2 separate regions of the Mus musculus genome follow, and region 1 is linked to region 2. A link is a contact called in ENCODE Hi-C or POLR2A ChIA-PET data. All regions are on one chromosome and are shown on one strand. Each heading gives the region's core, a stretch centred on a gene start or an enhancer-like site at or near the end of the contact. The rest is flanking DNA. Distances are from core to core; before and after follow the strand shown. Region 1 holds the start of Zranb2 (zinc finger, RAN-binding domain containing 2). Region 2 holds the start of Fpgt (fucose-1-phosphate guanylyltransferase).

What was found. A loop is a pair of places that touch in the nucleus more often than their neighbours do. ChIA-PET counts read pairs that join two places held with the same protein, here RNA polymerase II (POLR2A).
Region 1: a map of heart shows a loop between it and region 2 (7-fold over the local background). The contact joins the promoter of Zranb2 here to the promoter of Fpgt in region 2. A Hi-C loop is called at or near these places in 8 of 37 maps with a recorded cell type or tissue (Patski, T-helper 1 cell, T-helper 17 cell and 3 more). POLR2A ChIA-PET finds 5 or more read pairs at or near these places in 1 of 5 experiments (Patski).

What each region holds. Positions count from the first base shown.
Region 1 is chr3:157,532,232-157,538,329 of GRCm38, reverse strand. Zranb2 (zinc finger, RAN-binding domain containing 2) reads right to left here and starts at 4,165. Exons shown (of 10, transcript NM_017381.3): 1 at 3,856-4,165; 2 at 1,944-1,996; 3 at 1,744-1,852; 4 at 661-743. The coding sequence starts at 3,911. 4930592C13Rik (RIKEN cDNA 4930592C13 gene) reads left to right here and starts at 4,240. Exons shown (of 2, transcript NR_152231.1): 1 at 4,240-4,320.
Region 2 is chr3:155,090,047-155,095,527 of GRCm38, reverse strand. Fpgt (fucose-1-phosphate guanylyltransferase) reads left to right here and starts at 2,150. Exons shown (of 4, transcript NM_029330.2): 1 at 2,150-2,229; 2 at 3,970-4,137; 3 at 5,324-5,416. The coding sequence starts at 2,172. Lrriq3 (leucine-rich repeats and IQ motif containing 3) reads right to left here and starts at 2,094. Exons shown (of 8, transcript NM_028938.2): 1 at 1,858-2,094.

The DNA of each region.
Region 1 (6,098 bases), core at 2,916-5,415, 2.4 Mb before region 2:
GGAGGGAATGTCTATCTTATGAATTTGATCAAAACACACATGCACATATAAAACTCTTAAAACAGTAAAAAGAAAATGCAACCAAAACTCCCAACAATAAAAAAGATTTTAGTTTTATGCTTTGTAATTTTGTAAATTTAAAGTTTCTCTGCTATCTAAAATGTGGCTAAGATTAAGAATTAATTTTTAAGCTTTACAGGATGTCTTTAAAATGTCCTTTACCTTTCTGTCACACTAGGATATATGCTATTGCTGTATCATTACTACCTACCATGCACCCACCAAGCAGAAGGAGGTAGAAAAGCACTTATGAAAGTATCCTAGAACCCTAAATGCTAGTGTAAGGCTGCCTAGCACTACTTCATAAATTGAAACTATCACATAAAATTTTTTTGAGTGCTAAGAGGAAAAAATCCCCAGTAAATAGGGTGTGGTGGTACATGCTTATAATACCAGCATACAGGATGAGGCAGAAGCTGAGAGATGAAAGCTATCCTTTGTTATATATCGAGTTTGAGGCCATCCAGGACTCAAACAGAACACACACACACACACACACACAGACACAGACACAGACACACACACACACAGAGACACACAGAGAAGTAAACAGATTCCCTTTCTTGCTATGCTCTCTTGAGAAAGTAGTATATTTCTTACCTGTTCTTTCTTCTAATTTAGCATACTTTGGAGTATTACACATGTTACACTCTGATCTTCTAGCCCAATTCACATTACTGCAACTACAATTATAAAACAAAACCAAAAACCATTAAACTAGAAGGCCCCTAAACATTGAAAAAATATTATTCAAAACATTATGGTGAAATAATTAATACAAAGTAATCCTGATTAAGGAGTAATGAAAATGAAATTTAAAAATCTATTTAATATAACATACTGAGAAGTGACATAACTAGAAATTCTGCTACTGAGGGGAAAAAGCAGTGCTTTAATCAAAGGTTCCATTTCCTATCATCTCTGAATCTACCTTAAAGAGTTTGGTCTCACCTTTCACAAATATGTTTGCTATTCTTAGTGCCCTCTATGAAATCCTTTGCAGTTCACTAAATCCTGTGACTTAGTTTGTAAGACAGCTTTCCTGTAAAGGTTCAAGGTCTGTCTACAGGACCAGGACTTTATGTAAGACGTTTTTCTGGTCCAGTGCTTTTTCATATATGTAGGATTTATTTACATAGCACAAAATGTGGAGATTGAGAAAATCAATACAAAATGAAATCTAAACCTGAAAGAAAAAAGTATTCTATTTTTTTCAAGCTGTCATGTGGCTGCTGGGAATTTAACTTGGATCCTCTGGAAGATCATCCAGTACTCTTAAGCGCTGAACCATCTCTCCAGCCTAAAAGGCAACAATAAAAAAAAAAATCTAACAAGAAGCAATTTTTATGGAAGGCAACTTAAGATTTTTCAAGTTGCTTTCATATTATAAAAGAGACAAAAAGTAGAATCAAAACAAAAACCCCAAATCATGCAATTATTCAGCAACAAAAAGTAGACCACAAGGTCTTCAATGTCCCCCAGACCTTTGGTTATCAGCTCATTACACACTACCACAGCAACAACTGGTAACACCCCTGAAAGATACCACTTAAAATTTCCCTTTTACTATAGTTAGCCTAAGACCAATGAATGTTTGGATCAATATGGCATAGCATCTTGTCACATAATTAGCAAGAGTTCATCATGTTGTTGCAGTAACAGACAGCAATCTGAAGCACATACGTTTTGCATTGCCAATCATTGGCACTAAATAAGCCCCGGCTCTTCTCTGCCAGTGTCTTTCCTATTTCTGTTCCCCCAGCTTTCATCATCTTGGCCTCAGTTGTCTTTTCTGCAAACAGACAAGAACTCGATATAAATCCTGGGAAATAAAGAAATGATCTGCATATACAGTATTAAGAGAATTATCTGTCAGCGCTCACCTCGACCACATCTGTTACAGCTGGTTCTCCTAGCAAAGTTTACATTTCCACACCTGCAAATAAAGTGAGATGCACTTAGAGTAGTAATTCCTAGATACTTAAACTGTTTACATTTTAAACTGTCCTCACTACACCCTGGAACGCAGAACAAGCTTATCCCATTATGTTAATATAAGCACCAGCAGGGAGAAGGAAAAGCTGGGTAAAAATCTCAACCTTGTGCTTACAGTTACTGTGGGAACCACTTTGGGACCCAAACCTTGCTATCTTCAGACTGGTGTATATCATTAGTTACATAAAAGTCTCTTGTTCCAAAGTGTCAGACTCTTCTATAACAATTAGACAAGATACCAGAGAGAGTTAAAAAAAAAAAAAGGAATATCAACTTTCATCTTGTTTGTTACAAGTAATAAATGTGATGAGTTTTAGAAGCATAAAATTCAAGCTGGGCAGTGGTGGCACAAGCCTTTAATTACAGCACTTGTGAGCTAGAGGCAAACAGATCTCTGTGAGTTCCATAGAGAAACTCTGTCTAAAAGGAAAAGATTAATCACAAAATCCTAGGGATGGATCCATCAGGAATGAACAGTTACAGAAGGACTCCAGAGAATTGATGAAACATTCTTTGAGAGGTAGGAAGTGCGATGATAAGGAAAAGACTGATATATTAACTAAAGACAGAATTAAATTGTAAAGAAATTTGAGTATTATAGTATTTATCAAATCTAAAACTAAAGAACAGAAAACAAAACCACAACCAACAGAAAAAAGTGTAACCTTATGACATTAACTAGTTAAGTTTTCACACACTTGCACTACTTTAGTATTTGTTAAAGCAGTTAGATACTCCAATTTAAAGCTTAAATAAGTAACGACAAAGAATCCACCACCCTATTAAAAAACAATGAATGAGATAAAATAGTGAAAGGAAGTGTAACACTAAACTGAATGGCTCCAGACAACTTTAAGGTCCCTTTTTCTGTTAAAAAAAAATACACACGTTCCAAGTAAAACTGAAAATATATTCTGAAAACTGTCTCCTTGATTTACATATTCAGTACAAATAACATTTAGTTTCTGCCGAGTTTAGGTGTACAGGACTTTGAATGAAGGGTCCTCCCAAAATATACATGGGTGCTTTCAGTAAGAACACAAGAGCACAGTTTTCTACGAGTCACACAGAAGGCAGAGAGGCTGGTGTCTTAATCTCTGAAGGGTTCCAAAGTGTCACACAGTTCCTGCAGTGACAGTCCAAGAGGATCTCGGTTCTAGTCTGCTGACTTGGTATGCTTAGCCTGATATCAGTCTGATACCAACCAAGTGGATCTGAGTGACATCATTTCCTTGCTCTCCACACACTGCCCATGTTATTTCGGTGTTAACTGTAGTCGAGCAATGTATTTTCTAGCAAAGGTACTTCAGGCTAGACGCTCTGCAGTAGACAGAAGAGTAAACCCGGGTTTCCTTCAGCTCTGACTCTGGCTTTCCAAGAACACGAGCTGGTACATCACTTTTCTTTAAAAATAGGGACACCTATTCAGAACGATCTCTGTGGCCATAAGCGGAGCACACCGGCTTCCCGGCCACGTACGTGCCCAGGCCTCCTGCCTCTCGGCAGGAGGATGAGAAAAGCCAAGTCACTGGGGACGGATCGCAGGCCCGAAAGCACGGCGGCCGCAGGGAGGGAGCGAGGGACGGAGGGAGGGAGGGACAGCGAGCGGCCCCGGCAGAGCTCGGAGCAGGGCCACTGAACCGTGAGCTCAGCTCCGCGCGGGGTCACGTGCGGGCCGCCCGCGACCGCTCAAGGCCGGCAGCGACCGCCCCGCCGTCCCCACAAAGGCCGCGACCCCGTCGCCGCCCTCACAGGGACCTCCCGGCCACCCCAGGTCCCACGGTATCCCGCCACGCTCACTTCTTGTCAGGGCAGATCCAGTCCCCGTCACTGACTCGGAAATTCTTGGTCGACATCTTGGACGCCAGCAGCAGTGCCGCCCGCAGCGACGTCCCCACCGGAGCCGCGGGGGCCTCGCGCCGGGCTGTCCTCGCGCCGCCGGACCCGCCCTTCCCTGGGGTGGGGGAGAACTCACACCGCCGGACCGCGAGCCTGGAGCAGCGGTGCGGAGACGACGCCCAGGAGCCAGCAGCCCGTCCTGAGGCTCTGCTTCGCTTCGGCCTTACCGAGCTCCTGAGCAGGCGTTGTGAGGACAGCCCGGCCCGGCGGCCATCGCAGCCGAGTTCTCCGCAGGCCGAAGGACCCTAGAGAAAGGCGCTTCCGTTTCCGGGGCGGGGCTAGGGCGCAGAGGCGGAAGTGACTCGGCGCGGCTCGATAGCCCACGGGCTTGCGCGTTGCCTAGGGTTTACTGGGGCGAGCAATAAGGTGGGAGGCTCGAGTCTTTGGAGAAGATACTTTATTTTTATTTTTGGACAGAGACTGAGGATTAAACCAGGTTGCCCCGGACATTACTGTTTCATACATACCACTTGGAACCTCTGTCAGGCTTCTGTAGGCCACGTCAAAAAGATAAACTTTTTTTCCTGTGAGAACATAGGGTCTCACTTTTAGCTCCACCTGGCTTGTGTAGTTAGGCTGCTTAGTATTTGGATGGAAAAGTCATATTAATGAAGGGAGATATCTCTCCTTCTTGGGCTGTTGCTTAAAAACTTAGCTTTAAAAATATTTAATATGTGTGAGAGATAAGCCCTGTACACAGAGGAGCCACCCCAAGGTTTTAGAAATAGGAAATAGTATTGATACAATTCTGACCCCAACTCACTACCTTTCCCCAGATTTAACACTGGCCCTTTGGGTTTATTCTCGTTCTTTATAAAAGATTTAGTTCATATACTGTATGCTTATTTTTTAAAGTGAGAAATGGTACAATTTACTGTGACAGAGGGTTGCTTTTAGTTCCGCGTAGTTTCTGAGTTTGCAGTTAGTTGCATGTAGCTCACTTTTATTTCAGTCATGCATATTCACAATTCTTTCTTGTGACAGTTAAGCCCCAAACCCTGCACTTTGTCACAACGTGCATTCAAGTATTCTTTTTAAAAGATTATTTATTTTATTTATAGGAGTACACTGTAGCTGTCTTCAGACACACCAGAAGAGAGCATCCGATCCCATTACAGATGGTTGTAAGCCACCATGTGGTTGCTGAGAACTGAACTCAGGACCTCTGGAAGAGCAATCACTGCTCTTAACCACTGAGCCATCTCTCTAGCTCCCCCCTCCCCCATGCAAATATTCTTGCAAATATTCTTACAGTTAACACCCAAATCTATGTTTTGGCATTGTTGATCAACTCTCGTGAACATTTGTGCACACGGGTTCTGGCATTTATATTTCTCGCATATAGCTCTTATCCAGGAGAAAAAAAAATCATTAAACTGCTTTGGTTTTAATGTCTAACACTTTTGATACTTATATTCATCTTGATCATCTCACTTGAAAGCTCTTGGATGTATTTTATTCTGATAATTGTCCACACCTTCCCAGTTATTTCATATTGTATAATCACTGATTTTTTCCTGGATTTTTATCTTGGGTAATGTGGAATTTTTATTTTCTTTTAGCAAGCAATCCTGGGGTTGGCATCACAGGCTCAGTCTTGCGTGTGAGTAATGGTTCTATATCAGTTGGCACCGCTGAGTATTAGCTGTGCTTTTATGTGTGTGGGTGTTTTGTCTACATGTATGTCTGTGCACCATATGTATGCTGGGTGCCCTCAGAGGCCAGGAGAAGGTGTGGATCCCCTGGAACTAGAGTTACAGATGGTTGTGAAATCAGCATGTGGGTGCTGGGAGTCAAACTCTGGACCTCTGGAAAAGCAGTCAGTGCTCTTAACCACTGAGCCAACTCTCCATCCCCTGCTATCTTGATCTTGCTATCTGTCCTTCACACAAACACGTGAATTGTTTTGGTATCTTAGCAGTACTTTTAATTGTAGTTCATTACATGAATCATATCCATCCTGCTTTGCTTGGTTGATACTTGAGCACAGAACTTGTATGGGTTCAGACTAGATTTGGAGGACATACCTCTCTGTCCATCTCTTTCTTAGATTCCTCTCACGTAGTCTGTCTTTCAGTGTTCCCTTTTCTTGGCCCTTTTGTGAGAAATACGAGGTTTCCCTTGGATTTTTAGCAGCTTGTCAT
Region 2 (5,481 bases), core at 901-3,400:
TTTAAGTCACCCTCCATAAATAGAGCCCATATCTAACACCGCTATTAGAATCACAAATGTGTGGCCAGACAGGTAGGTCATGAAGTTCTACTGGAGAACCTACTACTACTATTAATCTACCGAACAGACATAGCATATTAAACTAACTCCCAATTATCTATAGCTACACCCATAGTTTAGTGCATCTCTCAACCCTCATCAGAAAGGTTTCTTTCTTTCTTTCTTTCTTTCTTTCTTCTTTTTGCAATATATGGCAACTAACACAGAGACTAATAACTGGTCAATGTGTAGAGAGTACAACTAAGCAGTGCTCAATTTCTGAAAGGTACACACACACACACACACACACACACACACACACACACACACAGTGTAGGGATCACTGTCAAAGGGAGGGAGAAAGAGGGTAAGTGCCGGAGGAGGTGGACACTGTTTTCTGGACATAGCAGGCAGCTGCACTCATGAACTCACAGCAGCTGTAACAGCACCCAAGGCCTGCACTAGCTCAAGACAGCACATTTCAGCATGGAATGGAAAGGTGGGTGTGAAGTACTATATGAGAAATTTAAATTTGGTTAATTTGTTTTCCACTTATAAGAATGTTTGGTAGGTACTCAAATATGTAGGCCTTTTTGACCTGTATTATTCCCTTTGGACCTCAACCTCCTCCTGTAGTTGAAAATAAATTCCCTCTCCATTCTGACAACTCACAAAATTGTCTAGCCAGCCCTGTCTTGATCTCCAGAACCACATACATGATGCACAGACACACAACAATTTCTACTATATTTGCACTAGTTTATTCTACATATCCAATATTATTACAGGTCTTCTCTTATGACTTCACTATGCTTCCCCATACATACCTTTCCTCAGCTCATTTAAATGTCATGTCATCCACTTTCAGCATCTTTTAGTAATTTCTCTCACAATCCACACTTATTTATTGGACAGGTGTTGTTGGTTAAGTGTTTCTATAATCTAAGCAATTTCTCTCCATCTCCCATTATTATCTTTTAAATTTCCACCAAATCTTTCCTGTTTGTGTTACTTTAGTAGACTCCAAATAAAGCTCTGCTTATATTCTTGCCATACCCACCAACATACTTCAGTGTGTCTGTGCCCTTTAAACATAAGGCAGGTCACCAAAAACCTGGGATGACTCCAGTTCACTCAAGACTATAAATTACAAGCTCTGACTGCTATTGCTGTTATTATCTATCGGGCCTTTCTGTATTTTCTTAATTTCCTTCAGCCGGAGTGTATTGTGAAACAGTTATCTCCTCCCCACAAATGTGTCCACTTTAAATACAGAATTAAATGCTGAGGTCAAGGCTTTAAGTGAAAAACTAAGCTTACTCAGAAACTTAAAAGTTCATAGGGAGCTGCTATGCAGAATTCTGAGTTAGATTTTAAAGAAGAGAAGCTTCTCAAGTCAAATTGTAGTGGTAAGATTTCTGGGTTTCAGACTGAAATGGCTTCCTCAAATAGCGTTCCTCTCTATGTACTATGTGAAAGATTAAAGAGATCAACCTGTAGTACTCGATATAAACTTATGCACTCTACAAGAGAAACACATATAACCACTCTATGAAAGTGTATTAAGTAAGACTGGTTCTTTCCAATATCTGGCACCTTTGGTTGAATCTCCTTGAAGCAAGTGAACACAACAGAGTGTGCAGTGCTGGCTAAAGGCGCTAGTTCAGTACTGGGCCTGGGAAGTTGGACAACTGAAGGGTGCAGAGTAGTCTGGCCCACCAGAAAGCATCCCACAGAGCCGAGCCTCTCTCTGGTTCAGGGGCCTGGCCTCCCTGGGAGGCTTCTGACAGGAATAGGAGCTCCGTGCGGGCAGGTCACCTCAGCATCTGGGTGGTGGATCCACTAATGGTGGGTGGGTTGGTCTTCTCGGTCGCACCGCGGGTTGTCAGACACGGTAAGGCAGGAACCCAGAGCTCCGCACAACCCGACCCCGCTAGGTGCCCGCCCATCTGCCCCACAGATCGTTGCCCAGGAAACGCCGCTTGCGCACGCTCACGCCATCCTAGCTTTTCAAGTCTCAGGGCGCTTCCAGGGCCGCGGTGACGTGGAGAGCATGGAGGAGGCGGGGCGGGGCGGGGCGGGGCGGGGTTTGGAGTGCGCGTGCGTGCTAAGTGTGCTCCCGGAAGTCGGCCATGGCGTCTCTCCGCGAAGCCACCCTGCGGAAACTGCGCAGATTTTCTGAGCTGAGAGGTACCAAGGCGGAACTGAGTTCTCTGCCCCCCTGCACGGAGAGCGCCTTCCCAAGGACCCCGCGCAGCTTCCTGTCCGATACCCCTTCCTGTCCGCTCCGTCCTGGCCAGGCCAGCCAGACTTTTCCCTTTTTCCCTTTTCCTCCTCTCTGTGCGAGCCTAAACTTAGATGTCAGGAAGGAGCAGTAAGAGAATTACCAACGGGAAGTAACACTGGCTTAACTCAGTGGTAGAAGACCTTTTGCTTAGAGTCTGCAGTAGTCGTTACCTTGTTTCTTTTCTTTTCCCAAGCCCCGCTGCTTAACTCCACTTTATTCCAATGTAAACCCCAATACGGAGGCAATCATGGCTTTAAATTTGATAATGTAAGTTTGGGGTACAGCTGTCTGGTAAAATTGATATTTATGAGTGCCTAAAATGTACGGTCTTATATTTGGATACCAGAATGATTGGAACTATTAAATCCAAGCTAACATGTCTGTCTCTCTCCTCTCCTTCTCCCTCCCCTTCCCCCTCCTTTCCTACCTATTCCTCCTTCTTATCTCAGTCCCTCCCTCCCTCTTTATCTTTCCCCTCCCTCTCATTCTCTCTCAACTTGTTAAAAACCTTATTAATATTTTTGCTGATTAGAGGGTTCCACTGATTCTTGAAAGTGCAATTTGTCATTTAATGAGTTCATTGAGAAGTTTAGTCCTGGGGTTTGTGTTGTATTCTGATTGCTTATATAAAGTGTAGTTTGATCATCGTTAATAAAAATATTAGAAGCTAGGACTGGTGTCGCAAGTCTGTACTGTCATCTACTTGAGACGCTAAGGCAGTAGGAACGAGGTTCAAGACCTACCTGGATTGCACAGACAAATAGACGATGATAATTGATAGACAGATAGATAATAGGTAGATCGATCGGTCGTGTGGTAGATAGATAGAAAATAAATATGAGTTCAGAGCCAATCTGTCAAGTAGTGGAAGAGTCCATGATTCACTGAAGAATGAGTCACCAAAGAATGATGCCCCAGATTCCAACAGTATGTAAACACAAAGAGTATTTATTCTGCAGAAGTCCAGCCTTCTGGGTCTCCCATTGCCAAGATAGAGAGACCCTGAAGTGAACTCGCAGGACCAATTTCAAGCACATTAGAGGAGTTCTGGGTTAGGTAGGCTTTGCCTTCCTCTATCTCTAGTCAAGTGCATTAGTGAGAAGGGGGGAAGTATAGAATAGAACTTCAATCTGTAACTGAATGTGAACAATCACTTGCAATAGCTTACTACCTTTGAACTAGCCTGTCTCAACCCTGTCAAACGTAAGATACTAAATTAATTAAATAGATAAATGAAGGATTATGAACATAGCTCAGTGATAGAGCTGGCAAGCATAGGACTCTGTGGTTATTTCCCAGTACCACAAAAGAAAAGGAAAGAAAAAAATGATAAGCAACAATAACAAAAGACCACATTCCTAAACAAAAACCTGGAAGGAGTGGATCCTTGAGTTGAAATTTCTCAGCCAGCAACATTAAGGGCCCTGGTTCGCAAAACTTGCTTTTAGAGGGTAATGTTTGCTTGTTTGTTTTGTTGATTGGTTTGTTGGTTGGTTGGTTGGTTGATTGGCTGGTTGTATCCCCTTCTTAGTATGGAAGATGGTAATGATTATCCTTTGTTAGCCCCTGTTTTGAAATAGGCAAACTTGTAAGTGAGATGACTGATAGCATTAAAAGAAGGTTCCTTGCTATTTTTCCAATAGGCAAACCCGTGGCAGCTGGAGAATTCTGGGATGTGGTTGCAATAACAGCAGCTGATGAAAAGCAGGAGCTCGCTTACAAGCAACAGTTGTCCGAGAAGCTGAAGAAAAGGGAATTGCCTCTTGGAGTTCAATACCATGTTTTTCCAGATCCTGCTGGGACCAAAATTGGTACACATTTCATGGGGGTGCTTATAAAGGACTCTGGACAAAAATAATAATTGAAAAATAATTTTTCTTTGTTTATAGTTTATAAACTGTTTATCTGTACACATGGCCTTTAAAAACTTTAAGATCTGAAACTTAGCTTTTAAAATGATAAAAGTCCAAAAAGAGATTCTGAGCCCCTGTGACTTACAGAGAAACTAGTCCAGACCTTATTTTAAAGATTTTTTTTTTTTTTTTTTTTGCCTCAGTACAATTTACACTGGAATTTGCTGGAAGTTCTCTTAAGATCTTTTCCAACTGAGCAACTGAGTCATTTCATGAAGTAGTTTGGTGAAGAAAACAAATCAGGAAGCTGATGTATATATATACTTGGCCTCTTAGGACCAAGTTACGGGAAACAGACAAACAAGGACCAGTTACTTGAAGTATCGTAGAATATTTACTTAAACCCTGGAGAATTCAACTTTGTCATCATTGCAGATATATCAATTACGTGTCACCTTTGATTCCTTAAGGAGAGAAGTGCAAAGGATTTCTTCTACTTTTGTATTGTTATTCATTAAAAGAAGGCCAACATTCATCTCTCATTTACTTATTTACTTGCAGTGTTTAGACTGTAAATAGTATGATTTTATAAGAATGTATCACTAAGCTTGTGGCTCATGTGCTGAGTAAAGCTAAAGCCTCGTCGTGCGGAACAAGATGCACGTGCATGGCACTGGCGTTCCTCTCACTTCCCACTCCTGGTTTAGAAGGTTAGCACCTGTATGATGTCTCTTCTATAGAGGAGAATTAAGTATACAGGATGTAAGTGGTATTTAAAATATTTTATACAACCAGGTTCCTACATTAAGAAAAAAAACAAAAACCTCCAACTAGTGTGTTAGGTTGTGTCATGTGGAAGAAGCCATTGTATGTTGTATGTTGGCAAGTGTATATCAATTTACAGTCTCAGGTCCTGTACCTTATCACTTCTATCATGACACTGAGACATTGTGAGCTTTACTCTCTGTGTTCCCTGATTAGCTGTTTGTTTGCTTACTTACTGTACCTGATCACTTCTTCTGACAATAACATCAATCTGTCTGCCTCCTATTGACAAAATTCACGTCTTCAAAATTGTAACATTGCTTATATAAAAATATTCCTAGTTTTATCTGAAACAATATGCTTCTGAATTGTTTTTAAGGAAATGGAGGATCAACACTTTGTTCCCTTGAGTGTTTGGAAAGCCTCTGTGGAGACAAATGGAATTCTCTGAAGGTCCTGCTAATCCACTCTGGTAACTTATTGTTGACTTATTCACATTTGCCCTTGAGCTTTCTACCTTTGACACCGTAGAGACTT